6 separate regions of the Homo sapiens genome follow, and regions 2, 3, 4, 5 and 6 are each linked to region 1. The links are chromatin loops, found by intact Hi-C in ENCODE. Cell type or tissue: mammary epithelial cell. All regions are shown on one strand. Region 1 holds the start of LOC124900838 (a long non-coding RNA gene). Region 2 has its middle 190 kb from the start of LINC02508. Region 3 has its middle 53 kb from the start of LINC01060. Region 4 overlaps FRG1-DT (FRG1 divergent transcript). Region 5 overlaps FRG1-DT (FRG1 divergent transcript). Region 6 holds the start of LOC105377613 (a long non-coding RNA gene).

Region 1 (5,000 bases):
ACATCCAACGTTCCATTTAGAAATGATGCCAGGGTGACTGACAACGCTGAACTTCAAAGGTGTGAGATAGGGAAAGTCATTAATAATCAAACTGAAAAACACATTATGTCAAGTTTAGAAGTAGCCGTTGCAGAAGGTGAGTCTCTGAAGTTTCATTTCTACAAATGAACGGCCAGTATTTGTGGACTCTATGGAGAGCCCAGAAAGCAAAGAAAAGTAGTAGCACATATTTGGCAAACATCCTGTTGTTTAAGCAGATTTGTTTTTATGTCGCTGAGAAGAACTACTTGAAATTTTTCAGCGAGGAGAGCTTTGCAGTAAACACTTCTAGTTTATTAGAAGTAGTGCAGGATCGCGAGTATGCAGCCTATGCAGTTGAATGGACCCCTGCTCTCGGAAGAGCCTCACACGTGTTCTGCTGAATTTTCTGCAATTAATTCATCAAGATTTAAATTAAACAAAGACCGATTTGTACCTCCAATGGGCCAGACACTGTACTGAGTATCACTATGGAAACAACAGTAAACACTAAATGTGGTCCCTGCCCTCAGGCACTAATTCAATAGAAAGCAATATAGAAAATTAGACAAAGGAGTAAGTACAATGAATGTGATGAAGTGTTACGACTATGTGTAGTCTACTATAAGAGACAGACATATCGTGGCTATAAGATTAATGACAGCCATAAGGCCACCTTGACATCTCACAGTGCCTACACTATGTATCACTTAGCAACTTAATGTCACCTGGCTTGGGGATTTCCAATTCTGGCCCAGGGGTTACCAGAACTCTATGACAAGGGGACCTAAAACCCCTGTTGCCCTAGAGACAAGGCCACCTCAGCACAGATGCCAATTTCATAAGCCTTGAAACAAAGTTTACCCTTAAAGAATGGCTGAAATCCTCTTCACAAAAGAAAGCCCTAGTAACTGACCTGGATTGAATACAGGTGTAAGAAGGAGGAAGAGTCCCCCAAATATTGAAAATGGTCTCTGGCTGGAAGTCCTCTGGTTAGTCAGTCTTCTGACCCCGACTGTGTGTGGCCCATGCCACAGCCGACTCCTACTAACCCTCCTGTAAGGGCACTGCCAGAAGAAAGTGCTTGAGCATCAGACGGTGTCTAAGGCTCATCTATGACAAGAATCGAGCTGCAGGGGAGAAGTCGCCCCTGGGGGAAGGCTGATTAACTAGAACCACTCAAGATCCTCGAATGTGACACTAAATATAATTGTATAATAAGAAAAGACACAATGCACAAACAGCCTGTAGGCATTGGCTAGCAGGGGACCACACAGCAGAGAACAGTTTATGTAAGGAAGTAGTTTATGAAAAAGTGAGTGGACATTTAAACAATGGAGAAGGCAAATATTCATTTCCTCAATCTGCTGTATTAGGAGACGTGGAACTTTGAAAATAGAAAAGTAGAACATTACCTGGAAGGCAAACATCATCTTATATAGATTGTGTAAGAACTTATTAGTGACCGAATAAGAGAGAGAGAAACCAAGAAAGGGAGAAACCGAGAGAAACTAAGAGGGAGAATATGATGGAGCAGGTGAATACCTGGAAGCATCAGTGCTCAGACATCCTGGGATTTCTATAATCACCTGAATTTCCTGATTTCCTGAGGTCTGTCTCACTGAAACTCTCTCTCAGTCCAATTTCTTGGGTCCAGTTTTAATGCCATTTTAATTCATCAGCAAGCTCTCCTTAGGGATTTGCCATTTGGGTCACAGAACGTGTTTGCCTCTTTCCCTGGTTCCGTTGAACTGTGAGTGGCCCTGGTTATGGCACACACTTTACCTGTGACAATTGCACCTGAACACAGCAGAGCTACTTGGCTGTAAATGAAACAGCCAATCTCTTATTTAGTTACAATGTCAGTGTAAAATGCAAACATGTTTTGAATCAAATGTATGTTATTAAATCGCTGAATGGTGGAAAAAGGGGAAAATAATATGTGGATATTTCAAGATTTTTAAAAATAAATGGAGTTGAGGAAAAAAGTCATTCAAAAACTAGTTTTTGTGATACTTCTAGCTTCTTAGCAAAGATACTGGATTCGACAGCTCAAAGAAATTTCTAAGAAGTTTCCAAACCTAAAATTTAAAACGCTAAGCGGATTCCTTTTCCTTTATGATTGCAACGTTCGAACAACATTCTGTGTGAGTGTTCATTGTCTGGTGATCTGTAATGATAGGGTTTCTGGCCAGATTCTTGACAATATCAATAAACACATTTCCTATCAACCGCAGTCTCACTCCCCTGGACATTGTGACATAAACACTAGTTGGTTAAATCCAGTCTCAGCTATTCTCTGAGAATGCCAAACTGAAACCACGTTGCACACTCGCAACGTGGCCCCAGGGGAGCCGCGGCCTGGCAACGCGCGCATCCTGTGGTAGTTCAGGAGCGCCACCTGTCGTGGAGAAGGAGAAAAGCAGGGCAGGGAAGACATTCTACATTTATTCTATTTTGGTGACATATATTCAAATAAAGGACGTATTTTCTTCTACAACTGTATTTTGCCCATTTGCTGTTTGATGATGTCTTACTAAAATGTTAAAGCGTGTTTACTGACTATAAATCGATAGTAAGTATCTTTTACAGAAAGAAAGAAAGGAAGAGAGAAAAGAGAAAGAAAGAAAAGAGAGAGGAAGGAAGGAAAACAACACTTGTCTTACCTTTATAGAAATTCCTGTGTTCAAACACTGTTCATTATATTTTTTCTTTAAATAATACCCTTAAGAAATGTACAGTTCTAAAACCCTACAACAATTTGTGTTTTTGTGGTTAAATAAACCAGTGTGAACTGTTTAAATAAACCATGAGGGCTTCATAACAGAAATTCAAATGCCCGGGTTGTGCTTGATCGTTACACAGGGTTTCAGCTGTGGTTTGCAGATTCTTGTAAACTAAACCTCATGGGAAGAGCCCACATTGACAGCTCATTTGTGAACCTTGAGGACAGAAGGCACTGAACTGCCGCCCGAAAACACTCTTCTCATTCTTAAATGTCTCTTCCATACATTCCAAGTTCCTAAAGGCATTCAACATAGCAAATGCTCTAGAAGCTATTTCTGAGTCATAAACCCAGTGACGTGAGCCAAGGTCTTCAAAGGAGACTCTCCTAATCTAAAAGCCTCTGTTCAGTGAGTGCTCCTACTTTCCGTGGCACCCAGCCTTCTTTCTCTCCGTGCTCCTCTGCATTTACCATCTCGCAGGTCAGTCCCCACCCCTTTCTGTCATCAGCACCTCTGCACCTCTGGCTTCTTCCCCTGAAGGCAGCCTGTCTGGCTGCTTCTCATCCATCAGCTCTCAGCTCACATGTCGACACTGCAATAGAAATTAGGCCTACCTATCTATTTGATTCCAACAACTCACTGTAATTCGCAACTATTCTATTTATTTTCTCTAATTTTTTCCTGGTGTGTTGCATATTTCCCTCTCCAAAATAGAAACTTGACCAATACAGCCCCTTAACTACCTTATTTACCGTTTTGTTAGCAGCATATAGTAACATGCCCTGGGGAGATGTGTGCACAATAATATTTTTGGAGTGCTGAGATGAAGGCTTTTCTATCAGTCAAACTGAACAAAATGTCTGAGGCTCTTTTGATAGGCTTAAGCGGATGTAAATAACTCTATATCATTGTAGCACGGTTTGCTGAAAGGCAACTCATGGGCTATAAAGGCAGAGAATTAAGTGTGGAAGTTTATAGTATTAGTTTGGTGAATAATATTATGATAAACATTTAAACTTTCCCTGGAATTCTGCAGCTCTGGAATAATAGATAAAAGTGTTGATGTTTCTCTAGCACAGGTAATCTCAGTGCAACTGGAGAAAGTTTGAAGTTACTGAATATTTGGCTAACTGAATTTGCTAATCTGCTTAAATAACAACTCCCAAAGTCTTGATACCCTGGTCTTTTTAAACGTGGACTAACAAAAATTCGACTGACCGAAACTTTCATTTATATTCATCTGAATATACAGCATATTCTGAATATATAGACAGGGACACTGTAATATCCCCAAAATACACATTCCTGGAACATTGCATTCTACCAGTCTTCTGTGTTACCTATTTTATGTTAATTTTGGCTACGTTATATGTTCCAGAAGTACCAAGATTTTCTACTTAAACAGTAACAAGTGAGTTTCAGTTGGGGCTGTTTATTTATGAAAGCTGTTTCATAAATAAATAAAGCTGTTTATTTATGATAGCTGCAGCTATGAGAAGCACCATGGGAGGGAGTCTGCAAACTGGTAAGACAGGAAAAGTTTCTCATGGAAGAGTAAAAGCAAGACGTTGTTTGCTAGAAAAAGGATAAACAAGAAAAAGCTAGTGTGAAAGAAAACAAAAATAACATACATAAAAGGGAGCAAATATGTTCCCCTCTCCCTGGAAAAAACAATTGTCTTTTAGCCAATAGTAAAATTAGAAAAATAAAGATAGATAATAGACACTTTGCGATATTAAGTGAGAGGAATTGAATGTGAATTTTAGTATTCTGACTTTAAAAATCAAAAATCAGAAAACCTGTTTGATATCCTAATTTTTGTTTTGAATGTTTACTGAATTATTAAATCCGAAAATCTAGGAACCAATTGATGCTGAAATGGATAGAAGTAGCACGAGTGAAAACTGAAGCAGAGGCATCAGGAAGACGCATCCTCAGAAGCTGTAAGACAGCATGGCGTGGGAGACGGCCCCTCTGTTTCGTCTCCTCAAGTTCCGTGGCAGACTAGTAAGACTGAGTTTGACACCTTGGGAGAGACACGTCTGCCAAGTTTGTCATCCATTAAATTCACATTAAATGATAAGAGTTGACCACAGTAATGTTGAGAGTTGAATAATGTTACTCTAGAAAGAAGATAAGAATTGTTTTCATATATTTGAAGAATTTTTACAAGGTAGATATCCCAAACCAGAAATGTTATATAAACTAATAGCTGGGTAACTTCACACAAAGTTGAAATAACATGGATATAGCACA
Region 2 (5,000 bases), 230 kb before region 1:
TTATGGATACTTAATAATGTATGCTTTAATTTAAGATTTGAAAAAAGTCAGGAAAACCATGTCACCTTTAGGATAGGTCAACAATAATGGTTTGATTATAATTGTTCTTTCCAGTTAAACAATGACAAAGCAACCCAGGTAAACCATACGTAGATTTCCTAGCAATGGAACTGAACGGAGTAAAAGGAGCTTAGGTTCTCTTCTATAAACTCCCAAGCTAAATGAGCTGGAATAAAAATCTAAACCTCTGTTTCCCCACTTGTCAAAGAAGGAGGTTGGACGAAAGACTCATTTTGTTTCTCTCGCTTGCTCAGTATCTTTGGCCCTTGTCACAGGCCATCTCTTTGCTCAAATATAAATCAAGTTTCGCAGTGTTTCTCACAAGTGCTCAAACTCACCTAACATCCGTCTTCTTGGAGAACAAATATATTGATTTGGCAAAACCAACTTCTAAATCAAAAAGGACTTCTGCAATAGAAATTTGCATTGAGAAAATAAATATATGCCAGCAGGAAATATGGGCAATGATTAGGAAATAAGCCGCTTTAACACACCTCAGTATTAAAGGGTATATTCACCAATTTGAAAGAAAAACATGTTTTCAAGTGCAGTCCCACAGTTCACTACCTCCACTTTCTGTCAGCAGACCTTTCCCAGCTGTAACCACTGTTCAAAGGCCACATACATGTGTTTTGGACACAGGCACTGGGTCATAATTTGCTCTGTAATTCTAGATTTTATTTTCAAAATGGGAATTTTCAAGGGAGCAACTTGCATGCAGTATGCTTTTGGAGAGTTCTAAAGGTTAAATACAGTATCCAGGAATTTTAAAGCCAAGGGACCTCTGAGTTGTCCCAAAGTATCTATTCATCATGAGCCTTTCATTTCACCCCAGGGCTTCAGCTAAATATATTGCATATAAAAAGTAATTTCTTTTTCTAGCTCTGTCCTCCTAGGACCTAGTCAAAAATCTGCATGGTATTTCCAAGGAACACACTTCCTTCTCTTATGCCATCCAGTTTCAGATTTTTATTTGTGTTACTCCTCGCAGTACAGAGACAATAGCTTCAAAATTGGAATCTCACAAAGCGTTTCTTCTAAAATCTCTGCTTCTTTAGTCCACTTTACACCGAGCTGATAAGAGCAGCCCAACCGGCAAGCGTTCCATGTACATCAGCAATATTTCCAGCCCACTTGGTTGACCCGGTTAGATCAAATCTGAAGGAATGTCAAGCTGTCTTGGAAGCAAACAAATAGGTGTAGCTGATCCCACACCCCTGTGAGTTGGACGGCTTCTTTTCTACTTGTAAATCTCTAGCAAATAATTCCTGGGCATTTAGTGACTGGGTTTGTGTTTTCAAATCAATTTATATGGCTAAATGTACTGTTTAAAAGAAAATATTATTATGCAATGTTTTAGTATTGTAGAATGAGAGTTTCATATCTCAAAGGATAGATTTAATCTCAGCAAACCTGACTTTCCTTTGTGCTGCTGCTTCTCTTCTGAATGACTCTTATTTTTTCTTCTTGGTTCTATGTGGCTCTCTCAGTTCCTTAAAATCACTCTTATAAATTGGAAACAATTTAAAATGCATTCTAGGCCCTCATATGCCTATAATCACGCCATTTTCCTGGATGATTTTCATCATTAAAGAGTCCCCTTTGTCACTGTCTTCTGCCTGGTCAGTTGTCATGTACGTTACAATGAAATTGTCGCACTGCTTTAATTGGAAGTCAGTATTCCCTCAACCCACTTACCTTGTGATCCAGCATCTACAATGTAATAGAGTTAAACTCTCAAGAGAACATCATCATGACCAACAAGGCAGAATCCCCGAGTTATTTTTGCCCAAACCAGCATTTCCTAAGTAGAGCCTGAGTTCACCACTGCGTCCACGCATGGATGTGCATAGATACCAACCTGGTTACGGAATGTTTGAATGGAAAACTTCCAAGTTGACTAAATATTTGTCTTTCAGGTATAATAGTGAGGAAACTGGTCTTAACTTGACTCTCCAGATAAAGGATTTTTCTGAAGCCATTCTAGCTCTATTTCTGGTGTCTTTACAAATTACATCCTATTAAAGTAGTCCTGGGATGATTGAGTCCAGATGCTCCTCAATTTACAATACAGTTATGACCCTGATGAACCCATCATACCTTGAAATTATCATAAGTCAAAAATGCATTTAATGCATTTAATACACCTAACCTACCGAATACCATAGCTTGGCCTAGCCTACCTTAAATGTGCTCAGAGCACTCACATTAGCCTTCTGCTGGGCAAAGTCACCTAACGGAAAGCTTATTTTGTAATAAAGTGTTGACTATCTTACGTAATGTTTTGAATACTGTACTGAAAGTGAAAAAGAAGATGGTTGCATGGGTGCTCGAAGCATGGTGACTACCGAGTGTTGATCGCTTTTGCACTGTATAAAGTCAAAAGATCTTAAGTCAAATAATAAAAAGTCTGTACTTAATTGAACTAAAGAAAGTTTCAGTCAGTTAAAGATCTACATCAGGAAGAGAGACGAAGTGAGACTTTTGTAGAAAAAAAAGGGGGGGCATTCAAATAGCTGCAATGCTTACACACATTTTTAAATCATTGTAAAAGAAAACAAGATAATTTCTGTGATTGGCCTGGAGGCTGATAATAAACTGTGTTGGTTTTAAGGCCTGCCTACAGGTGGCAGTGCTGTTATCACATAATTCATCAGCAATGATTTGGCCCGTGCATCATTAGAAATCACTTTGAACATACATTGAGTGGCAGTGCCTTCCGCTAGTCACTGTTATCAGCAAACACTTCCTAAATGCTTACTGAGTGTGTGTGCAGTACTGTCCTTGGCTTGCCATTAGGTGTTTCCACCTGCAGCCATTTCCAAGACAAATCCTCATTGACTGATGATGTACCCAGCAAGAAACAAACATTGTAGCTTCTCTCTCTCTCTTTTTTTTTTTTTTTTTTTTTTTTGAGACAGAGTCTTGCTCTGTTGCTCAGGCTGGAGTGCAGCAGCATGATCTCAGCTCACGGCAATCTCCGCCTCCCAGTTTCAAGTGATTCTCCTGCCTCAGCCTCCCAAGTAGCTGGGATTACAGGCACCCACGACCACGCCCAGCTAATTGTTGTATTTTTGCAGAGATGGGGTTTCACCATGTTAGCCAGGCTGGTCTCAAACTCCTGACTTCAGGTGATCCGCCCAACTTGACCTCCCAAAGTGCTGGGATTACAGGTGTGAGCCACCACACCTGCCCTAGCTTTTGTTTAAATGGCACACTGATACGGTTTGTCTGTGTCCCCACCCAAATCTCACCTTGAATTTCCGCATGTTGTGAGAGGGGCCTGGTAGGAGGTAACTGAATCATGGAGGCAGGTCTTTCCTTTGCTGTTCTCATGATAGTGATTAAGTCTCATGAGATCTGATGGTTTTAAAAAGGGGAGTTTCCCTGCACAAGCTCTCTCTCTCTTTGGCTGCCGCCATCCACATAAGATGTGACTTGCTCCTCCTTGCCTTCTGCCATGATTGTGAGGCTTTCCCAGCCACATGGAACTGTGAGTTCTCCCTGATACCTCTTTCCTTTGTAAATTGCCCAGTCTCTGGTATGTCTCTATCAGCAGTGTGGAAACGGACTAATACACAGACACTACATTTCTACATAGACCCCCAAGTGTCTTCGTTTTGCTGTAAGTATGACAAGCATTTTCTTCCCTTCTGAGTAAAGATTTAATTCCATCTATAAATGAACAAAAATGAGAGAAAGCTCACTAGCAAATATCATTTAAAATAACTTTTTTTTTTTTTTTGAGACGGAGTCTCGCTCTGTCATCCAGGCTGAAGTGCAGTGGCACAAACTTGGCTCACTGCAAGTTCCACCTCCCGGGTTCACACCATTCTCCTGTCTCAGCCTCCCGAGTAACTGGGACTACAGGCACCTGCCACAACACCTGGCTAATTTTTGTATTTTTAGTATTTTAGTAGAGACAGGGTTTCACCATATTAGCCAGAATGGTCTCGATCTCCTGTCCTCGTGATCTGCCTGCCTCGGCCTCCCAGAGTGCTGGGATTACAGGCGTGAGCCACTGCGCCCGGCCTAAAATAACTTTTTTATACAAGGCATTTTCTACAAAATTACAGTCATTGTAAAGAACACAGATTTAACTTTAATATATTGCTTTGTAGGGTGAGCTAAACTGAGAACCAATGAAATTTTAAATGCATAGGGGAAAAAAGAAACAATAGGAAACCAAGAGAGCAAATGCTGTTTCAAATTAAATGAGGGTAGAATTCAAGGAATTCTAATACCACAAATACACCTCTAAATTTGATTCCCATTGGTTTCAGGTACAACTCTTAATTCCTACTTCACCTCTTTTTATGTTGTGGGGGGAAAAATGATCAAGGGAGAAAAGAAATTGGTAATTTCAAAGCTTTTTTTTACAGAATACACCCTTGAAGGTTTATACAAAGTGCCAGAGTCACTCGACCTTTTAAAGATCTTTCTCTAGCAGTGAGTTGAACAATATTACAGCAATAATCTATTACCCTTTAGTTATGGTCTAAAGTTGGTACTTGACTGTAATCCGAGGAGACTTCAGCAGCCCCCACCCACAGCTAAAAGGCCAGCCCATGCACCAGCACTTTCATATACTGGCTGGAATGGCCCCTAAGGGCTAATGGTGCTACCCGAGGCCTACTTTACCCTCAGAATAGCTTCACACTGTCGCAGTGAAATAAAAGATAGCGACGAATCTCTGAGCAAACGGTTTTCCTTGAGAATATATATAAAAACAGAACTGCATTCCAGGGTGTACGCACAGACCACGGTGGTCCCGTATGCCCTAAGAACAAAGGAAGAGGTTGGAGTTTTATTGGGAAGGAGAAATGTGATGTAAATTGTTTTCAAAGTGAGTTCACTGGTGCTAGTGAAGCCTGTCGGGAGCTGGCAAGCCCTGCAGGGCGGGGAGTGATGTCCCCACAGGGCGGGGAGTGAAGCCCCTA
Region 3 (5,000 bases), 800 kb before region 1:
AAGGCCCATCCAGATAATCCAAGATGATCTCATTTCAAAGCCTTAATTATATCTTTGATGACTCTTTTTCCAAATAAGGTCTCAATTAGAGGTTCCTGGAATAAGACACGGACTCATCTCCCTGGGGGCCACCATTCAGCCTGATCCGGAAGGAAGGCCATGATTTCAGCTCTCTGGGATTTGAGACAAAGAGGCCCCTTTTCTTTCATTTTATCTTTTCATGTCTCTTCTTGCCATGTACCCACATGATTGAGTGTGGGCTGAGGGTGAATCCAAGAAGGGCTTTGTTTTGTGGTCAGTACAGGCTTTGGTCCACAGAGACAACAATACTTTCAATACTCTTTTGTTCTGCCCCAGAGGAGCTCAACACAGAATTGCCTAGAACAAGAAACTGGGTAAGTGTGCTTGGAACATACGCTTGTCTTCTCTTCTTTGGACTCTTGATTGCAACACTCATCTCTGCCTGGATATTCACATGGACTTATACTCTCTGTCTTTTCTTCTGTGTGTCTTCTCTTCTGTATGTCACTGAATGTTGGGCCCACCTGGATAACCCAAGATGATCTCATCTTGAGGTACTTAATTATATCTGCAAATAACATTTTCCTAAATAAGGTCACAGGCATAGTTTTGGGGGACTGGGACATGGATATATCTTTTTGGAGACCATGATTTAACTCACTATAGGCTAAATTCTCAGCCCTAAAAGGGGTCCTACACAAAGTGAGGGCACTCAATGGAAAGAAGGGCTCTGAGATGTGAGATAGGAACATGTGAACAGAACCTTCAACCCACAGATTCCCCTGGACTATCAGGTCCAGGAGAAGAGACTCCTTCCTCTCTCAGGTTGAGACTCCCACGGCCTGGAGATTAGGCAAAGCCTCTGTTCGATCTTTGCATGAAATTAAGTAGTCTTAGTGGTCTATTGCAGGGGTCTCTATCTGTGATTGACCTTTACTTATTTCTTGCTTAATGTACTATCATTCTCTTTTTTTCTTGAATAAGGTAGTTTACATATTAAATTCTTCGCTAAAGATACAGCTCTTAAATTAAAAAATACTACTACTACTACCATTTTGCTTTAGTCAGTAAGTTCTGCCTTAATTTTCTGTCTATTTTATATATTTTGTCTATATTTTGTTGATATATTAAAGTTTTTTCTTGTTTTTATTAATATGATGATTTAAGGCTCTAGAATTTCTTCTGAGTGCAGATCTACCTGGGTCATACAGATGTTGTCATATGTGGTCAGTTCTTTTACAAATATTCTTCAACGTTTTTCTCTTTGGCCCTTAATGATATAAGAAAACTTCCAAAAACTGTATGTTTTTTAGTGTTTTGGAGTTTTATTGTTTATTTAATTTCACTGCATCTTAATCAAATAATTAAAAATGCTTTTTAGAAATTACTGAAGTTTTGTGGTCTGAAATATAGTCTTTTTTATGATCTGTGGAATCAAAAAAAAAAGCATTCTATATTTTTAAGGTGCCAAGTTTGTTATCTGTCAATTAGAGAAAACTATGTGATTTACATTTTTACATCATGACTTACTATTGCTCTCTTCAGCAGTCACAGCCTGATAGAGGTGATGTAATTTTCCCTGCTGTGCTCCTGTGTCTGTGTCTTTCCTTATGCATGCTCTACTTTTTTTTTTTTTTTTTTTTTTTTTTTTGAGACGGAATCTTGCTGTGTCGCGCAGGCTGGAGTGCAGTGGCGCGATCCTGGCTCACTGCGAGCTCTGCCTCCCAGGTTCATGCCATTTCCTGCCTCAGCCTCCGGAGTAGCTGGGACTACAGGCGCCCGCCACCATGCCTGGCTAATTTTTTTTATTTTTAGTAGAGACGGGCTTTCACCATGTTAGCCAGCATGGTCTTGATCTCCTGATCTCGTGATCCGCCCACCTCGGCCTCCCAAAGTTCTGGGATTACAGGCGTGAGCCACCGCGCCCGGCCTACTTTTTGTTTTAAGAACATTGATGCTCTGTTATTTAATCTCTAGAATTCATAACTGGCATATCTTCATTGTGAATCACACGCTTATTTTTTCTTTTCTGCTACTTTTTCTTACTTCTATGCTTTTTCTGCCCTGTGTTTTAAAGAGAAGAAAATCAGTGATGCCACACAAAACACTCCGTGGTAGTCAGATCACAGCGATGGTTTTAACATTTGTAGTGCTGACATTCTGTTCCCGTTCTTGTCTCTTTCACTGAGTTCTCCTACCATCAGGCAGGTTCCATGCTCGTCACCAGGCCCTGGCTGCAACTTTTCATACCCTATCAACATTTGGTTCACTGATGATTGTTGTTTGCTAGATTTTCCAAGCAGTTCCATATAAACAATGTTCCCATATCTTTGAACATTCAAAAATCAGTTTGTATTGCGTTTATACTTGATTGAAATAATAGTTGGTATAAAATTTCCGGGTTGCACTTTCTTGGTGCAAAATTTCACAGGTCTCAGCTCTTTCAGTATTGAATACTGCTACACACTGCCCTTGTGATTACAGATTCAAGCTGGCCATCAGACTTGCAAGACACAGACAGCTTTAATCTGATGCTACATTTACTGGGCTTTAAAGGAGGATACAGGCCGGGAGACACAGCTGGTGTCCTGGGGCACCCACAGCTCCCTTTGCCCTTTCACCTATCCAGGGCCTATGTGGCTGCCACAAACAAGAGTCAGGGTGCTTGCGGGCCACATGGATAATCAGAAGCCACCGCCTTGATTTCCCAACAATTTTTTATGCTATTTCTAGACACAAAGCTACAAGCCACATATTGATTCACAGCCCCCCTGTTCCAAGGGCAATGGAACATAGGTGATGAGGGAGACATTCCACATCTATTTCAAATCTGTAATTTCCAAGTGTGTCTGTTAGCTTCTGTTGATTAGGAAATTATCCCCAAATTTAGTCACTTCAAACAGCAACAGTTTGTTAACCTAAGGATCTGCTGAAGAGTTCCCATGGTCTGGGCTGGCTCTGGCTAATCTCGCCCAGGCTTGCTCACATGACTGCAGTGCCTTAGCAGGATGGCAGAGGGCGACTAGCCCGTCATAGCCTGCCTGTGGTCTGGTGGTTGGCCATTTGCCTCTGGCTCAGCGTGGCGATTGTTTCATTATTTTGCATTCTTTTGTTGTTGTTGTTTTTTGTTGTTTTTTTTTGTTTGTTTTTTGTTTTTCGTGTTTTTTTTGAGACAGGGTCTCTCTCTGTCACCCAGACTGGAGTGCAGTGACGTGATCTCAGCTTACAGCAACCTCTGCCTCTGAGGCTCAAGCAACTCTCCCGCCTCTGCCTCCCAGGTAGCTGGGATTACAGGCGAGCGCCACCACCGCCCAGCTAATTTTTGTATTTTTAGTAGAGATGGGTTTTCACCATGTTGGCCCGGGTGGTCTCGAACTCCTGACCTCAAATGATCCAGCCGCCTCGCCCTCCCAAAGTGCTGGGATTACAGGCGTGAGCCACTGCGCCTGCCTGTTGTTAATAGTGGTAAAATATTTGGTGCAGCTTCTCAGTGGCCACATTTTACAGTTTCGGATGCACTTTCTGGATCGGGCATGCATTTTCTGCTTGTGTAACTCTGCTTATTTTGCATTATTTTAAGGCATTTATAATTAATTCTGATTCCTCATTTTGGACTATGTTTTGTTTCTCCTGAACCGTCTCTTTCCTGTAGGTAGAGGGAAGCATTTCATGGAGGGCCAGGTCCCTGGCTAGGACAAGGTAGAGCCTCACAGTCATATTTGGTATCCAGCGGCCATTGCTCTGCCCCAGCCTGTCATCTGGCTGTGGTGGGTTTGGTGGCCCACGTCTAACTCTACCTCTGTTTCTAGACTGTGACCCGGGACCGGGGGAAATTAGTAGCAGCCCGTGCCTCCAGTGCCACTGTGGCGAGCCCTCTAGGACGGGCCTCTCACATTGGGCTTTATGGTGTCCGCGGCCTCAGTGTCAGTACTCTGCTCCTCCCCACAAGCAGCCCTGCTCAGTTTGCCCTGGGCTGGCAGGCTTTTTCTCTGTGTTGAGGTTTGGCATTTCACCTCACTCCTGTTTTCATTAAAAGTAGACTTTTCCTTTCTATTTCAAGTTCTGTGGATGATTTTGGGAGAATGTTTTCTTTATATCATCTGCAAATACGCTTCCTCATTTCCCACCTCGACTTTCCATCTTCCACTTTCAATCTTTTCTTTTTTTGGAAGGAGGGTGGGGTATTGTCAGAGTTGTATTTTCCAAGAGCCCTTTCAATTTCTCCATTTTTGCCCTTTATCACTGTGTGTGTGTGTGAGAGAAAGAGACATACAGCATACATATAGAAAGATGTGCAAAATGTAAATGTATATTTAACAAGTGGTTATAAAGCCATATAATATGCAACAACCACACAGGTAAAGAAATAAAGTCTTACCAAAACCTAGCAGTCTCCCAGGTGTCCCTCTCCAGTCACCACACTCTTCCTCATGCCCCTACCCCAGTACCCCCAGGAGTCAAACACTTTTCTGCCTTTAGTGTCATCATGTCTTAGCTGTGTTTATAATTTTACCACCTATATATGCATTACGAAAGAGCTGCTTCTCCTTGCTATCTTTTTCTTGCTGTAGGTCTTGTATCTTCAAAGATACTTAGAAATAGGGTTCCGAATATAACTTTTTCTGTTTCTGCACTCTCTCTCTTCTTTTGTGTTTCCTTTAATCTGTCAGACTGATTTTGTTCCACTCACATGAAAACTCTGTCCCCAGTGCCTCCTGATCCTTGCCTCTGCATTCATGACTAAGTGTGATGCACTGGGAGATGACTGGGAGTCCGTAGGGAGTGGGCGTATTGGCCAGTGGTCCTTGCCTCTGCATTCATGACTAAGTGTGATGCACTGGGAGATGACTGGGAGTCCGTAGGGAGTGGGCGTATTGGCCAGTGGTCCTTGTCTCTGCATTCATGACTAAGTGTGATGCACTGGGAGATGACTGGGAGTCCGTAGGGAGTGGGTGTATTGGCCAGTGGTCCTTGGCTCT
Region 4 (5,000 bases), 590 kb after region 1:
CACAGCCAAGCTCATCACCTGGAACACTGCCTTTGTGCCGTGCTCCTCCTCACACGGCTCCCTGTTGCTGCCACATCTCATCCAGGCTCCTCCCTGATTACCTTGATGGCAACACCCATCAGCTGCCACACACTCACTTCTGCTACTCTCCACACCAACTCCCTTCTCCAGTCAGCAGGATTTCTTACCAAGCCACATCTCCTCTCCACCCTACACCTACAGGCAAATGCCAGGCTCATCTCCAGCACTTGGCCTCTGCTCCTTTACTCAGCCAGTATTTACTGCCTTGCGACTATTGCCCAGGCCCGGTGAAGGCTGTTCACATATGTAAGACAGGCTCCCTGCTTCTCAATAGCTTATTCCTCTAACAGGCAAGACAGGATACCCAGGTAAATAATTTCCAGAGTATGACAGGTGTTCCAACAGGCATAGGCAAGCTCTACTTCAGCGTCCAAGGAGAACTCTAGCCTGAGTAATACGCCATCTTACCCCTTCTTAGGACTTTCACGTGGGCTGGCATCATCTCCCCATTACATTGCACAATTCAAGGGCAAGGACTCTGTCTCCCAGTTTCTTTGTTTACCTCGCTATACCTAGCATGCTAGGAAATGATTAGACATGTATATTGTATCTAAACTTGTAGTATAATACACCCATTTTATAAAGATTTGAGTTCAGTTTTCTCTCTGTCTTCTTTTTCTGGAGACAGGGTCTCACTCTGTTGCCCAAGATACAGAGCAGTCCTGCAACCATGACTCACTGCAGCCTCGTCCTCCTGTGCTCAAGCCATCCTCCTGCCTCAGCCTCCCCTGTAGGTGAGACTCCAGGCATGTGCCACCATGCCTGGAAAATTTGTAAAGTTTTTTCTAGAGAGGCTTTCTCACTGTTTCCCAGGCTGGTCTCGAATATCTTGCCTCAAGTGATTCTTCCACCTCTGCCTCCCAAAATGTTGGGATTACAGACATGAGTCACCATACCCACATAATTTCTTAAAGAGTAGTACAAATAATAAATAGAATAAAATACATTTTTTAATAAAAATTTCAGTTTTTAATGGGAAAATATGGATTATATGTATCTAATAAAAATAATCTTCAGTTGATACGGTCCTAATTTTTAAAACATGACTATGTGCTTCATTCATTCATTCATTCATGCTCTCAACAATCGTATACTGAAGACTCACTATGATCTAAGTGCTGGCACTTTCTCTACAAGGACAACAAAATGGCCAACTCTGAGGAGCTTCTGTTCTGAGAACTCTCCAAGAGGAACACAATTCTGAACCTTGACCTCCAAGGGCTTTCTGATGTCCCAGAGCCACTGCATCACTAAGTTGGGGCCACCATGCACAGCAGGTTATTCCAAGCATTTCCAAGCTATGGATATATATTTTGTCCATTGTATTTTTTTCTCCCTTTACTTAAAAAAAAATTTGATGTGGTCTGCAATGTGACTGCCCACTGGTCAGCTCCAGCACGGACCACAAACAGCAGGGGGCTTAGAGCACAAACTAAATGGGGTCCACCACACCCTGCTTTCATCTCCCAATATTTTTCATGACTTTTCCCAAAGAGATATAAGCATTAGTGGTTCTGAACTACTATGCCCATAGCATTTTATTACAGTTTGCCCATATAAAGAGTTTTTGTGGCCCGTATAAAGCAGCAACCTCTTTGATAAGTGACATACAGCATTTCCATCCACCCAGATCCAGGGCTGACCTAGAACACAAAGAGAATTCACCAAAGGCTTTCACCAAAATTCTCTATTTTTCTTTCTGCCTTTCGAGAACTAATTTCTCTTAAAAGAAAGAAAATTATCCGTGGTTTCCACTTAAGCCAAACGGCCAGACAGCTCCCAGGAAAAATCTAGAGAGAGGAGGATGATTGGAGAGGCGGAAAGAGAGGACATATACCTCCTTCCTTCTTATCAAGTCCCAATACTCTGCTGCTCAAGGGAATATGGAATCTCAGAAGTACTTGATATGAAAATGACAAAATTCATTTATTGACAGTTGGGTAAAATTGTATCCTAACACAATCACAGAGAGTGCTGTCGTTACTTGAACAAAATAAAGCAACACAAAAACATTTGGCCAATGAGGTTCACAGGACGCAAGAGACTACAAGCTGGTGAGTGACAGGCATACGTTCAAGCCTTGCACTGTCACGGTATGGGGTCAGATCTTCAGAGAAGTTTTGACAAAGGATTTCACTGCCCTCACAATACATTTTATGCCTCTCCTAAGAAACGCTTAATGTCTGCAATTATGTGTCAGCCACCCAAGAGCCTCAGAACGCTATGCAACCGCAGCATGCAAAAGCAAACGTGTCAGAAAGGAAAACTGGGACGCTACTGCCCTCTGCTGGACACACAGGCGAAGGGCGATTCCTGCACCGTCTTTACCGCACCTGGGAGGAGTTCTGGGCATAGCTGCGTGCAGCTGGCGACACTTTACTCAATACAAGAGGTCTTGAGTGCGCAAGGCCTCATCTGGGTCATGGACCCTGCATGACTCTTGTGACTGCTTAGATAAACTACATCTCACCAAGGATGACTCAAAGCAAGGAGTGATATTGAAATATTTTAATTGTTCTTTTTCAGTAGCTGTTATATATTGAAGAAAACGCTTTTGTCAATGTGAAAAATGCCTATTAACGTTTATTCATAACAGTAAACAATTACCACTGCGGTATGTCAAAAGAGATGGGGATGCCAGTATGAACAGGAAAGAGCTGTCCTATCTCACAGGTCAGCGACGTTACACAGTCCAGTGAGGACACGTATGTATGTCTCTTGTGTGTAGATTTGTTTTGTTTTTGAAACCAATACCTTCTTCAAATGTTGCCTTGAAGTACACATTGCAATGGGGTTGACTTAGTTTGAAAATCACTTTGTATTTGGCAAATGCCCAGTCAGGGACCGCAGCCTAGACACACAGAATGCAGCCATGTGAAGGCCATCCAAGTTCAAACACAAACGAAAAAATTAGTGTGTCCAGTTTCCAGTCGTAATAACTTTACCTTACAGACAAGCCGCTGATTCTCGGGAAGTCTGCTTCCCTCCAAATCCAGCTCATTTGGAAGGGAGGAAAACAACATTTAATGAGCCCCTCTCTGTCCTACGCGTCAGCCCATGCAGCCTCACAACTGCACCTTGGGGTACCCAGGATTACGGACATTTTACAGGTGAGATCACGCTCAGAACGCACGTGCAGAAGAGGCAACTGGCAGTCACACATGGCCCACCATGTCTTAGACTTGGAGACATAATCTCACCTGCACATCAGACTCTCTCGACAAGACCCTTCTAAGCTAGGTGGAAAGAGGTAAGTCAAGGAGAGAACACCCAGAGTCTTAGCCCTGATGCTGCACTGACATATCCACGGTCGGGGACACATCCTAATGCTTCCATGCCTCAGCAGCTACATCTGTACAAGGGGACACTCAGTCTCAAACTTGCCTCACTTCATCGTCAGTCAAATGACTCTTTTTTACCCTTGGGTTCTTGGTACTGAGAAGTATTTAAATTAGTCTTTTTTTAAAGTGGTTGCGTGAGCCAGGTGCAGTGGCTCACACCTGTAATCCCAGCACTTTGGGAGGCTGAGGCAGGTGAATCACCTGACGTCAGGAGTTCAAGACCAGGCTGGCCAACATGGTGAAACCCCATCTCTACTAAAAATACAAGTTAGCCAGGTGTGGTGGCAGGCCCCTCTAATCCCAGCTACTTGGGAGGCTGAGGCAGGAGAATCACTAAAACCCGGGAGGCGGAGGCTGCAGTGAGCTGAGATTGAGTCACTGCACTCCAGCCTGGGTGACTGAGAGAGACTCCGTCTCCAAAAATAATTATAATAAAGCAGTTGTGTAGACCAGAGTGAAGAGCTCTGACTCTAGAAGTCCACAAGGCTGGGTGCAAATCCAGGCACTGCCACTCACCAGCTCCACAACCTGTGAAACTCCAAGCCCAAGTTCCCTGCCATCACCCACAAGAGTAACCGGCCTCCTGCAGTGTTGTTCTACGAATCCCAGTAGCCTGCCCCATGGCCAATGCTCAACAAATGCTCATTCATTTCTCTCCCCAGTTACCTTCAAATGTGATGAGTTCTTTATGTAACTTGAGAATTTAAATCCATCTGGGGAAAGAAACTAGATGATTCTCAGGGCCCTTCCAGTCCTGTACTTCTTAAAGTATTACTATGCAAAGTTTTTCTAAGTACTTCTGTAATCCTCGCATGATTACAGAAGCCAGAAGCAGCTTAAAAGGTACCCAGTTCTGTTCTCTTACTTTAGAAATAAATTTTGACCTAATGGGCTCACCCAAGAAGAAACCAAGACTAGAATGTAGCCCAGTGGGCTCCAAAAGACATGATAATGCTGCTTTAACCTACCCCTAACCAGAATGTTCTAGAGCACACACGGCTGCACCCTCTGAGCTATGTGGGGTTGGTAGGGTGAGCCTCACCTCAAATCCCAAAAGGCAGGATGGAAAGCAGGTAGCGCGCCTGATTAGAGAGCTCCTGCAAACCAGCATCATGAGAGGGACTTTTTAATAATCTGGGTAGAAATAAGCCTATAGTCTTAAACACATTTTTAAAAATATGCAGGATTTATCTTGTGTTGGGAATGTGAATAGATTAGCAAAAGCTTCAGCTGAGCACAGTAATGTAAAACCAGCCAACTAAATAAAACCAGAAGGTCTGAAGGAAAGGGAATTACCTGGGCAGAGCTGGGAATTGGAAGATGTTTAACCACAGACATGCCCCACCCCTTGGCTTCCTGTGCTCTGCAACCCCCACCTTTGGGGGACATTTGAGGCAGTGCTCATCCAGTCATAGCGTAGGCCTTTTGCCTCATTTCATTCCTTCCTGAATTCATTATGGTGTTAAACAGGCCTGCCTGTGACCTCGAAAGCGGTGTGACCACAGCTTGGTCCTTGCCCACATCCAGCATCCTCAGCATCCCGTCTCCTGGAATATATCACAAAGATACTTCACTCTC
Region 5 (5,000 bases), 700 kb after region 1:
CAGAAGAACTCTGTTATTTACTTGGTCTAATGCCAAAACAGGCCAGAGACCCCTCTCACTTACTTCTCTTTAATCCCAAACCCATGTCTCAATTTGGTCTAAGAAAGAGCCGAACACCCAGGAGGCACCAGGGTAGAGAAAAGCAGCCAGCCAGAGAGTGACCTCCATGCCAGGGGAGTGTGTCTGAGCTTTGTTTTATTTTTCTTATTTGTCTGTAGTTGTGTGATTGGTAGAAGAGAGTAGATATGAAGTCTACTGACACAGGATTGGTCTTCAGGCATGTCTTACCAAGCATAGGGGTTCCACAAATAAGAGAGCAATGATCAGACTTTCTTCTAAAAGGAGCAGCCACAAGCTACCTTAACTCTCCAACTTGCCCATAAATCTTCACCTACAGTTAGGAAGATTTCACCATTAGCTGTGGCCCATAAAAGATCCTTAAGCTTGACCAACCACAGAGGTCCATCTCCTTGAGGAGGAAGTGAAAGGGGTATGGACAGAAGCTGTGAGCTTTCTGTCCTCCACAGGCCCCCAGCTGTGTCTTCTACTTCTTGTACAAGATAGTCTCCAAATGATGTTTTCTGGCAGACAATGCCACAGAACTGATCCTTATCTCACTATGGAAATGAAAGATTTCAAAGAATTTGTTGCCTGAAATATGGTGCCCTAATCACATATTAATAAAGCTGCTATCCAGGAAGAAGGCAGATTTCAAAAGAAAGGCTGTTAGCCTTCTCAGGGACCTAAAAAGTACATATTGTAGAACAATGGTAAATAGATCTTGGAATCAGGTAGACTTTAATTCAAGCCCCAGCTATGCCAGTTATTAACTTATGTGACATTGGGAAAGGCTCTCAAATTTAGTTTTGCAAAATCAGAATAATATAGGTAGCCAACAAATAGGGTTTAATGGAGGTAATAATGAAGGTGATTAAGATGATAAAATTAAATAATGAATATAAAGTGCTTAGCATGTAATAAATTTTATTGTATGATTTCAAAGCACATGCTTTACCTACAGTGCTATAAAGCTGCTTGCAATAGTCAAAGCTAATAGAAGCTCTAGTCAGAGCTAATAGAAGCCTTGTGTATATAATTATTTAAGAATTCTGTAAATATACATAATAGGGTAGGAATGAGAAAATCTTTAGAGGAAATATTCAAATATGCTTGGTTTCTAGCAAATCCAGATAGACCGTTTTGGCAACAACCAAGTCATAATTTTAAGTCTTGTTATAGGAGCTAGAATTTTATTCAAGGGGCAACTGATTTGATTAGATAAGATGCTGTGGACTGCATGTTTGCATCAACAAATGCACATGTTGAAACTCTAACAATAGAATGGCATTAGAAGGAGGACCTTTGGGAAGTAATTTGGTTTTGATGAGGATGGAGTTCCCACGATGGGGTTAGCATCCTAATAAGAAGAGAAGGAGACTAGAGCCCTCTTCTCTCAGCCATGTGAAGATACAACAAGAACACCTGCAAACCAGTAAGAAGGCCTTCACCAGACACTGGCTCTGCTGGCCCAGATTTTAATCTTTGATTTCTCAGAACTGTGAGAAACAAGTATGTGCTGTTTAAGCCACTCAGTCTACAGTTGTTTGTAACAGCAGCCTGAGCAGACAAAGACATAGGGTTCCTTTTATTTTCAGAATTCGGTTTAGCTGTAATCACCTACCATCCTGAAATGCTGTTTCCTCCTTCTGCCCTTGAAATATAAGCTCTGGGACTACAGCTTCATGGACAAATTCTGAAGAATTTGTCTCTGCTCCTGTGGGATGCTAACCTAATCAATCAAGGAATGTTTGCTCAATGGAATGAAACATCTTAATGCAGCTTGCCAGCCAATATCTGCAGAGCACACCTCATGGGTTCTGGCTGGCTTGGATTTCTGAGACTACTTCATCCTACCCATCAGACTGTGGACTCAGATTCAGCCAGAAGGCCTGATTCTAGCGTCAGTTTTGCCTTTGGGATATAAATGCATGCCCTACTTCACTGAACATGAAACCCTGAATATTTGGCCATTACTCTGGCAATTGCCCTCCCTCCCTGTGCCAATTGCCAGTCAACCCAACTCCCAGGCAGCCTTGGCAGTTATGTCTGCTCGGCCTGCTGTAGCAGCCAATGACTTAGTAAAAGTCAGAACATAGATCTGCTAGCTCCCAGTCCAGGATTTCCCCTTAACTCATCCATGTATATATTAAACAACTAGGCTTGCTTTTAAATTCTTTTTCATTTAGCCTCTTCTTAGAACTGATCATTTTGAGAATCCTGACCTGCCAATATTCCATAATCTTTCTAAAAGTGACACAGCAAATACGACGCATGCACAGTGCTAACTGCAGCTGATTTCATTTTTCCATCATCTATAAAGCACATAAGGTAATTTCTAAACCAGCAGTAAAATCTATTTATAAAGAATGCTGATTTGTTTTCTGCACTTTCCAACACAGAGCTTCAATTTATTTCCTTACCATAAAAAAACCATTACTTTTTAAAACAATCATAGTTAGTATATTTTATAAATGTTTTAATTTTTGTAAAGTCCAACTTGCAAATTGGAGTGTAAATAGCTTTCTTAAAATGGAAGGAACCGTGTTAGACCCAGTATGCTGACTGATTTCACTGTGCTTCAAAGCAGACGATTTCACAGTCATTCGGTAATGAGTTTTTATAAAGCAATTGATATCACTAAAAATATAATTATAATAAATAAAATTATAGGAAAAAGGAAATCTTCATTCAGACAATGCCAAATTTTTTAACTCATTGCTAAAAGATTATGTTTGTACATGAAAAATTTTACACATTCTTTCTATGAGATAAACCTGATAACACCTTGAAAACTTAATAGTTATGGAAAAGGAACTACTGTGATATTTTTTAGAGAATGTCGTGTTCTTGATGTTCTTGAGTGAGCTGTCTCATGTTATTAGAAGGGAAACAGCACCACCTTGTGGGGAAACAACACCACCTTGTGGACAAACAAAGAAAGTGAATGAAATTTTAGGGCCGGGTGCTTAATCCCAGCACTTTTGGGAGACCTGGGAGGAGGGTAACTTGAGCCCAAGAGTTCAAGACCAGCCTGGGCAACACAATGACACACCCATCTTTACCAAAAATTTGAAAAATTCGCTGGGCTTGGTGGCTCACACCTCAGGTCCCAGCTACTTGGAAGGCTGAGGTGGGAGGATCGCTTAAGCCCTGGAGGTCAAGGCTGCAGTGAGTGTGATCATACCACTGCATTCCAGCCTGGGTGACACGGCAAGACCCTAGCTCAAAAAAATTATGTTTATGTAGCACTTCCTACAAGGAATATAGTATCTTGTTTGTATTTAAATGACATCGGGACCAGCATGGTGGCTTACAGCTGTAATCTCAGCTCTTCAGAAGGCAGAAGGCAGGAGGATCACTTGAGGCCAGGAGTTGGAAGACCAGCCTGGGCAGCATAATGAAATAATAATAATAGTAATAAAAAGCTAGGCGTGCTGGCACACACCTGCAGACCTAGCTACTGTGGAGGCTGAGTGGCAGGATCGCTTTGAGACCAGGAGTTTGATTGTACTGCGTATTGTGAGCTACGATCGAGCCACTCCAGTCCAGACAACACGGCAAGACCCAGTCTCTAAGCAAAATAAAGGGACATCAGAGCATTGCTTACAGAGATTTATAAATGATCCCAAAATGTCTTCAGGGAGATAAATTATCTAAATATAGCTATATGGACTCTTCCTAAATTCCAAATTTGGGTGGAAAAATAAATGAGATAGAAGACTTCTTGAAATGTATCAAGACTCAGAAAGACAAAACAAAAACTTTCATTAGGCAGCTAAAGAGGAAATCCCAGCGACAAGAAGCCAAAGGAAAGGGAAAAGAAATGACAACAATGACCATACTTTCTACACATCCAACCTCTTCTCTACCACCACTCAGCAAGACCTCCCACAGCCAATCACTGCCTTCTCTTGTGGACTTACCCTCTACTCTGTGAACACATGAGCCAGAGAACCCTGAGAAGTCCCTGGGTCCCTTCCAGGGGCTCTGCAAGGTCAAAACTCTTTTCATAAAAATACACAGGTTTTGTTGACCTTTTCCAATTTCATTCTCTCACAAGTATAATTGGAGTTTCCCAGAGGCTACCTGACGTGGGATGTCACAAGAAATTAAATGTAGAAGCAGAAAGGAGAACGAAGTTTTCTTCTATTAAACCAGACATTAAAGACATACTTAAAAATATAAAACAATGTCAATGTTCTCACCAACTTTACTGTTTAAAAATGATAACTTTAAATAAAAATGTGATTTATGTAAACATATAAGTATATTTTTTTAATTTCTCAGCTTTAATGTTTAATATGATAAATATAGATAGATATAATCCAAGTAAATAAAAGCTCTTTGGGGTCCTCAATAACTTTTAAATGTAAAGTGGTCCTGAAACCAAAAATTTGAGGACAGATGCTCTAAAGCTCATACTCTCTGATGTAGCTTCCACCCAGGTCATTTCTTAAATACTTGATCAATCATTTCCCATGTCCCTCACCCTATCCTTGTTGCAAAATTCCATTTTCCTACTCTAGCCCTCCCTGTCATGAGAAAGTTCCCAGGTTGTAGACATTATTTACTAAATATTTCTTAACAGCTTTATGATGATAACATGACATATAAAAATTGTGTAAATTTAAGGTAACTTAATGTTTTGATATTTTATACTTTTTGAAATGATCACCACAATCAAGCAAATTAGCATATTTATTATCTCTACATATTTACCATTGTGTGTGTTGACAGTAATTAATTTATGATCTAGTCCTTTAGCAGAACACAAGAATATGACACAGTGTTGTTCCATGTTGTACATTATATCTCCAGAAATTATTATAACTTGAACTTTGTACAATTTAACCAACATCACCCCGTTTCCCCTCCCTGAGCCCCTGGCAACCACTGTCCTATTCTCTGTTTTTATGAATTTGACTGTTGTAGATTCCTCA
Region 6 (5,000 bases), 78 kb before region 1:
GGCAGCCACATGTAGAATGAAACTGGATCCTCATCTCTCACCGTATACAAATATCAACTCAACATGGATTAAATACCTAAATCTAAGATGTGAAACCATAAAAATTTGAGAAGCTAATATCGGAAAACCCTTCTAAACATTGTCATGGGCAAAGACTTCATCACCAAAAACCCAAAAGCAAATGCAACAAAAACAAGGATGAATAAATGGCACTTAAACTAAAAAGCTTCTACACAGCAAAGTAAATAATCAGCAGAGTAAACAAACAACCCACGAAGTGGGAGAAAATATTTGCAAACTATACTTCTGATAAAGGACTAATACCTCATCAAAAAGTGGGCTAAGGACATGAACAGGCAATTCTCAAAACAGGATGTACAATTGGCTAACAAACATATACAAAATCCTCAACATCTCGGCTGCACGTGGTGGCTCAGGCCTGTAAACCCAGCACTTTGGGAGGCCGAGGCGGGCAGATCACGAGGTCAGGAGATCGAGACCATCCTGGCTAACACGGTGAAACCCCGTCTCTACTAAAAACACAAAAAATTAGCCGGGCGTGGTGGCGGGCGCCTGTAGTCCCAGCTACTCGGGAGGCTGAGGCAGGAGAATGGCGGGAACCCCGGGAGGCGGAGCTTGCAGTGAGCCGAGATCGCGCCACTGCACTCCAGCCTGGGCGACAGAGTGAGACTCTGTCTCAAAAAAAAAAAAAGCTCAACGTCTCTAATTATCAGGGAAATACAAATCAAAACCACAATGAGATACCACCTTACTTCTGCAAGAATGGCCTTAATCAAAAAATAAAAAAGTAATAAATGTTGGTATGGATATGGTGAAAGGGGAACACTTCTACGCTGCTGCTGGGAATGTAAACTAGTACAGCCACTATGGAAAACAGTATGGAGATTCCTTCAAGCACTAAAAGTAGATCTACCATTTCTTCCAGCAATCCCACTATTGGGTATGTACCCAGAGGAAAGAAGCCATTATACAAAAAAAGGTACTTGTACACACATGTTTATAGCAGCAGAATTCACATTGCAAAAATATGGAACCAGCCCAAATGCCCATCAGTCAACAACTGGATAAAGAAAATATGGTGTGTATATATCATGGAATACTACTCAGCCATAAAAAGAAACAAAATAATGGCATTCGCAACAACCTGGACGGAATTGGAGACCATTATTCTGGGTGAAGTAACTCAGGAATGGGAAAGGAAACATCGTATGTTCTCACTCATAAGTGGGAGCTAAGCTATCAGGACACAAAGGCATACTAGTGATACAATGGACTTTGAGGACTTGAGGGAAACGGTGGGAGAGGGGTGAGGGATTAAGGAGTACACACCGGGTACAGTGTACACTGCTCAGGTGATGAGGGCACCAAAATCTCGGAAATCACCACTAAAGAACTTATCCATGTAACCAAACACCGCTTGTTCCCCCAATACCTATTGAAATAATAATATAATAATAATAATAATAAACAAAAGCAAACAAACAAATAGTACCTCAGTTTCTGCCTCATGGATAGGGATTGTCAGAAGTCATCTATTTTAGAACATATCCTAATTTTAGAACTGTTAAAATATGAAAAACTAAGCATCATAGAACTGAAAGAAAATAGTAGGGTTGCTATGTAGATTTATGTGAGTTAAAACAACCAAACACCTCAGCACAGCGGCTGGCCCAGTGTCATCACACACCAACTATGATCAGTTACTCTTACTCCCAGCTAATCTAGCACAGGCTCATGAGCTCCAGTTGGTTACTTAATTTACAGAAATTCTACTCCACAACTCTTGTATTTTTGACTCCTTAAAATGAAGTTAAGTGCTTTTTATAAAAAAAAAAATGTTAAATGCTTAATAAATCTCTCCAGTCAAGGATTTCTGTTTTCTTGATTAAACCAATGGTTCTTTGAAAAAGAAGTCTAGGGAGCATCAGCAGCAGTGTTCTAACAAGCCCCACTGAAGGTGTCCGTAGAATTATTATGGCACTCATGAAAGTGTGGATTTTATAAAGACAGAATTGCCCAGCCTTTCCCTAATGTGATCTACAGACCAACCTGTGGAAAAATGAAACAGATTTACTCTACAGTAATGCTTAGCCATTCATAATTTTCTGGAACTGAGGTCTGAGAACATGTTTCTCAGTGGGTCAGTCACTTTGTTTTTCTTTTCTTTTCTTTTTTTTTTTTTTGAGACAGAATCTTGCTCTGTCACCCAGGCTGGAGTGCAGTGGTGTGATCTCCGCTCACTGCAACCTCTACCTCCCAGGTCCAAGCGATTCTCCTGCCTCAGCCTCCTGAATAGCTCGGACTACAGGTGCCCGCCACCACGCCCGGCTAATTTTTCTATTTTTAGTAGAGAGGGAGTTTCACCTTATTGGCCAGGCTGGTCTCAAACTCCTGACCTCATGATCCGCCCACCTCGGCCTCCCAAAGTGCTGGGATTACAGGTGTGAGCCACCGCGCCCGGCCACTTTGTTTTTCACATACTGAGAAGAGACGATGCACTCCCATGAGACATCTTCCACACCCAAGAGCAGAAAGGACAGCCTTCAGGCTGGTGGCTGAGGTTCACTTCTATTTATAACAGCATTTTAAACAACATAAGCTTATGGTTTCATAAAACTAGAAGAATATACCTGAAAATAGATTTCTGAAGTTTGATTTCACTTCATAAATTCACCTTCCATTGACGCTCCAGTGCATTTCAATCCACATCGCTGCAACGATGAAGGAGCGCTGCCATCTGCAGGCGCAGACCGACTAGAGCAACAGCTCAAAACCTAAAATACCCGCGTGTCCAGAATTTAAATGAGAAATATTTTGTTAAAACAGTATCTTAGCAAAGGGAAATAGCTTATAACGGAACAATCTTTTAGAGGCAAAGCTTTCGTCTGTTGCTTTACTCTCTTATTAAATCATTTATCCAAAATATGTGAGACCAATGAGGTATGTTTATTTATGCATAATATGCTGAAGTTTCAAAACACTGATTTCCCACAGGGTAGGAAACCATGTAGAAATAATATGTGTGGCTTTCTGGTTTGTTTTCTAAGAGCAGCACACTGAAATGTAAAAGCAACTGTGTTTGTACAATAAACAGGAGTCTTCTTTCTCTCCTAACATAGCAAAGAAAGGAAAAAGGTGTTATTGCTAAAAGAAAATACACAAAGTAAGAATCCAATACTAACCCTCTACTAAAGTATTTCCTTATTTATAAAAAAGAAATGGTTCCCATGCATTTCTCACAAATGCATGTTTTCAGTGGATCAGCAAGATGTCCAAACAAGAAATACCACCCTGTGGAAAAGCTGTGCCTATGGTATTTCTGACGTACCAATGCCAAAAAGTGGCTTTGGCCTGATTCCTCTTTCCTATGATCTCAGGTTGTATTTCCAGATAAAAGAGATTCAGTTACATTTGGAAGTGAGAAGAAATACCTGGAATTTATCCCCCCCAACTCGCACTGCGGCATTCTTTGGTCTTAGTCCAGGTATTCAATTCCACTTTCCTGCTCTTGGACCCTGTTGATCCGGGAAGAGGGTGGGCCTAGAACAAAAAAAAAAAAAAAAAAGATTTGGTAAAAACTGAGTGGATGGAAGAGCTGAGGCACACATTACCTCTTAGAACAATAGAAATGATTTCTTCAATAATTGTTTTGATAACTGGGCGGCCTGTCCACGCATTCATCTCAGTGAAGTTTTCCCTGATAGCCTGTTTTAAATTGATCATAGTTTTTCTTCATGATGCACATCCTGCCCTTTCCTTCCTCAGTATCACTCACAGAGCTAAAGGATATCCATGTCTCAAATATTAAAAAGCATGAACCAAGAGTTCTAAAATGATAAATTATGTGTCAGTGCAGCAAATGTATCGCTAGGCTCAAAAAACCCTATGAATGAATTAAATTTCTAACAATGCCTACTGTTTATTAGAAGCTTTACACCAAGGCTAATCAGTATTTCTGTAAATATATGATAGACAGGAGGGTTACTAATTACATTTTTCAGAAAGAGAATCAAGGTTGCATGATCAAGTCTATTTGTGGCATTTGACTCCACGTCAGCTTTGAGGGCAGATACAGGGTAAATCTAGGCATGATCGCTGTTCACTGTCAGTGAGTCCCTGGGAGAAAAGACAATCTGGGAGGGAAAACAACCAAGAGATGATTCTGATAGCATGAGTTTCTTAACTGCATTTAGACACTGATGCTTCCAATTCATATTTCTTCCGGAAATCCTATGGTTGTGAAGCAATCTATCACATTATGTTTTCTTTCCAATTTGTATTTTTTAAATTTAACTTTTATTTTAAGGTCAGGAGGACATGCGGAGGTTTGTTTCATAGGCAAACTTGTGTCATGGGAGGTTGTTGTACAGATTATTTCAGCACCCAGGTATTAAGCCTAGTACCCACTAGTTATTTTTCCTGATACTCTCCCTCCGCACCCTCCACCCTCTGATAGGCTCCAGTATCTGTTGTTTGTCTCCTTGGGTCCATGAGTTCTCACCATTGATCTTCCACTTGTAATTGAGAATAGGCAGTATTTAGTTTTCTGTTCTTGCGTTAGTTTGCTGAGGATAATGGCCTCCAGCTCCATCCATGTTTCTGCAAAGGAGATGATCTCATTCTTTTTCATGGCTGCATAGTATTCCATGGTGTATATGTAACACATTTATTTTATCAATTCTAGCATTAATGAACATTTAGGTTGATTCCATGTCTTTGCTATTGTGAATAGTGTTACAATGAACATATGTGTGCATGTGTCTTTATTATAGAATGATGTGTATTACTTTGAGTGTATACCCAATAATGGGATTGTTAGGTCAAATGTTAGTTCTGTTTTTAAGTCTTTGAGGAATCACCTTTATCTTCCACAATGGTTAAACTAATTTATACCCCCATCAACAGTGTATAAGCATTCCTTTTTCTCTGCAATGTCACCAGCTTCTGTTATATTTGACTTTTTAATAATAGCATATTAG

Evidence for each region. Peaks named below come from ENCODE experiments on the same cell type or tissue, not always from the same donor. Only the 100,000 strongest peaks of a DNase experiment are listed, where the experiment ranks them.
Region 2: it touches region 1 in a loop (12-fold over the local background); 7 of 110 quality-filtered maps call a loop at or near these places.
Region 3: it touches region 1 in a loop (3-fold over the local background); 2 of 110 quality-filtered maps call a loop at or near these places.
Region 4: it touches region 1 in a loop (8-fold over the local background); 8 of 110 quality-filtered maps call a loop at or near these places.
Region 5: it touches region 1 in a loop (22-fold over the local background); 2 of 110 quality-filtered maps call a loop at or near these places.
Region 6: it touches region 1 in a loop (9-fold over the local background); 2 of 110 quality-filtered maps call a loop at or near these places.

What each region holds. Positions count from the first base shown.
Region 1 is chr4:189,200,039-189,205,038 of GRCh38, forward strand. LOC124900838 (a long non-coding RNA gene) reads left to right here and starts at 3,107. Exons shown (of 2, transcript XR_007058428.1): 1 at 3,107-3,224; 2 at 4,605-4,843. In mammary epithelial cell, a CTCF peak has its summit at 2,414; a DNase peak (open chromatin) is centred at 2,323; H3K4me3 peaks cover 187 bases.
Region 2 is chr4:188,968,626-188,973,625 of GRCh38, forward strand. No RefSeq gene overlaps it. Among named protein-coding and RNA genes, the nearest start is that of LINC02508, 190 kb to the left of the region's middle. In mammary epithelial cell, a CTCF peak has its summit at 2,679 (motif pointing right); no DNase peak of the experiment used is centred here.
Region 3 is chr4:188,400,439-188,405,438 of GRCh38, forward strand. No RefSeq gene overlaps it. Among named protein-coding and RNA genes, the nearest start is that of LINC01060, 53 kb to the right of the region's middle. RefSeq lists an enhancer at 4,413-5,000. In mammary epithelial cell, a CTCF peak has its summit at 3,031; DNase peaks (open chromatin) are centred at 313 and 4,887; H3K27ac peaks cover 3,806 bases.
Region 4 is chr4:189,790,840-189,795,839 of GRCh38, forward strand. The region is part of intron 3 of FRG1-DT (FRG1 divergent transcript); the gene reads right to left. Among named protein-coding and RNA genes, the nearest start is that of LINC01596, 88 kb to the right of the region's middle. In mammary epithelial cell, a CTCF peak has its summit at 2,375 (motif pointing left); a DNase peak (open chromatin) is centred at 2,352; H3K27me3 peaks cover 160 bases.
Region 5 is chr4:189,901,645-189,906,644 of GRCh38, forward strand. All of the region lies in intron 2 of FRG1-DT (FRG1 divergent transcript), which reads right to left. Among named protein-coding and RNA genes, the nearest start is that of LINC01596, 23 kb to the left of the region's middle. In mammary epithelial cell, a CTCF peak has its summit at 2,975 (motif pointing left); no DNase peak of the experiment used is centred here.
Region 6 is chr4:189,121,588-189,126,587 of GRCh38, forward strand. LOC105377613 (a long non-coding RNA gene) reads right to left here and starts at 4,588. Exons shown (of 4, transcript XR_001741964.1): 1 at 4,523-4,588; 2 at 3,453-3,561; 3 at 2,652-2,795. In mammary epithelial cell, a CTCF peak has its summit at 2,770 (motif pointing left); no DNase peak of the experiment used is centred here.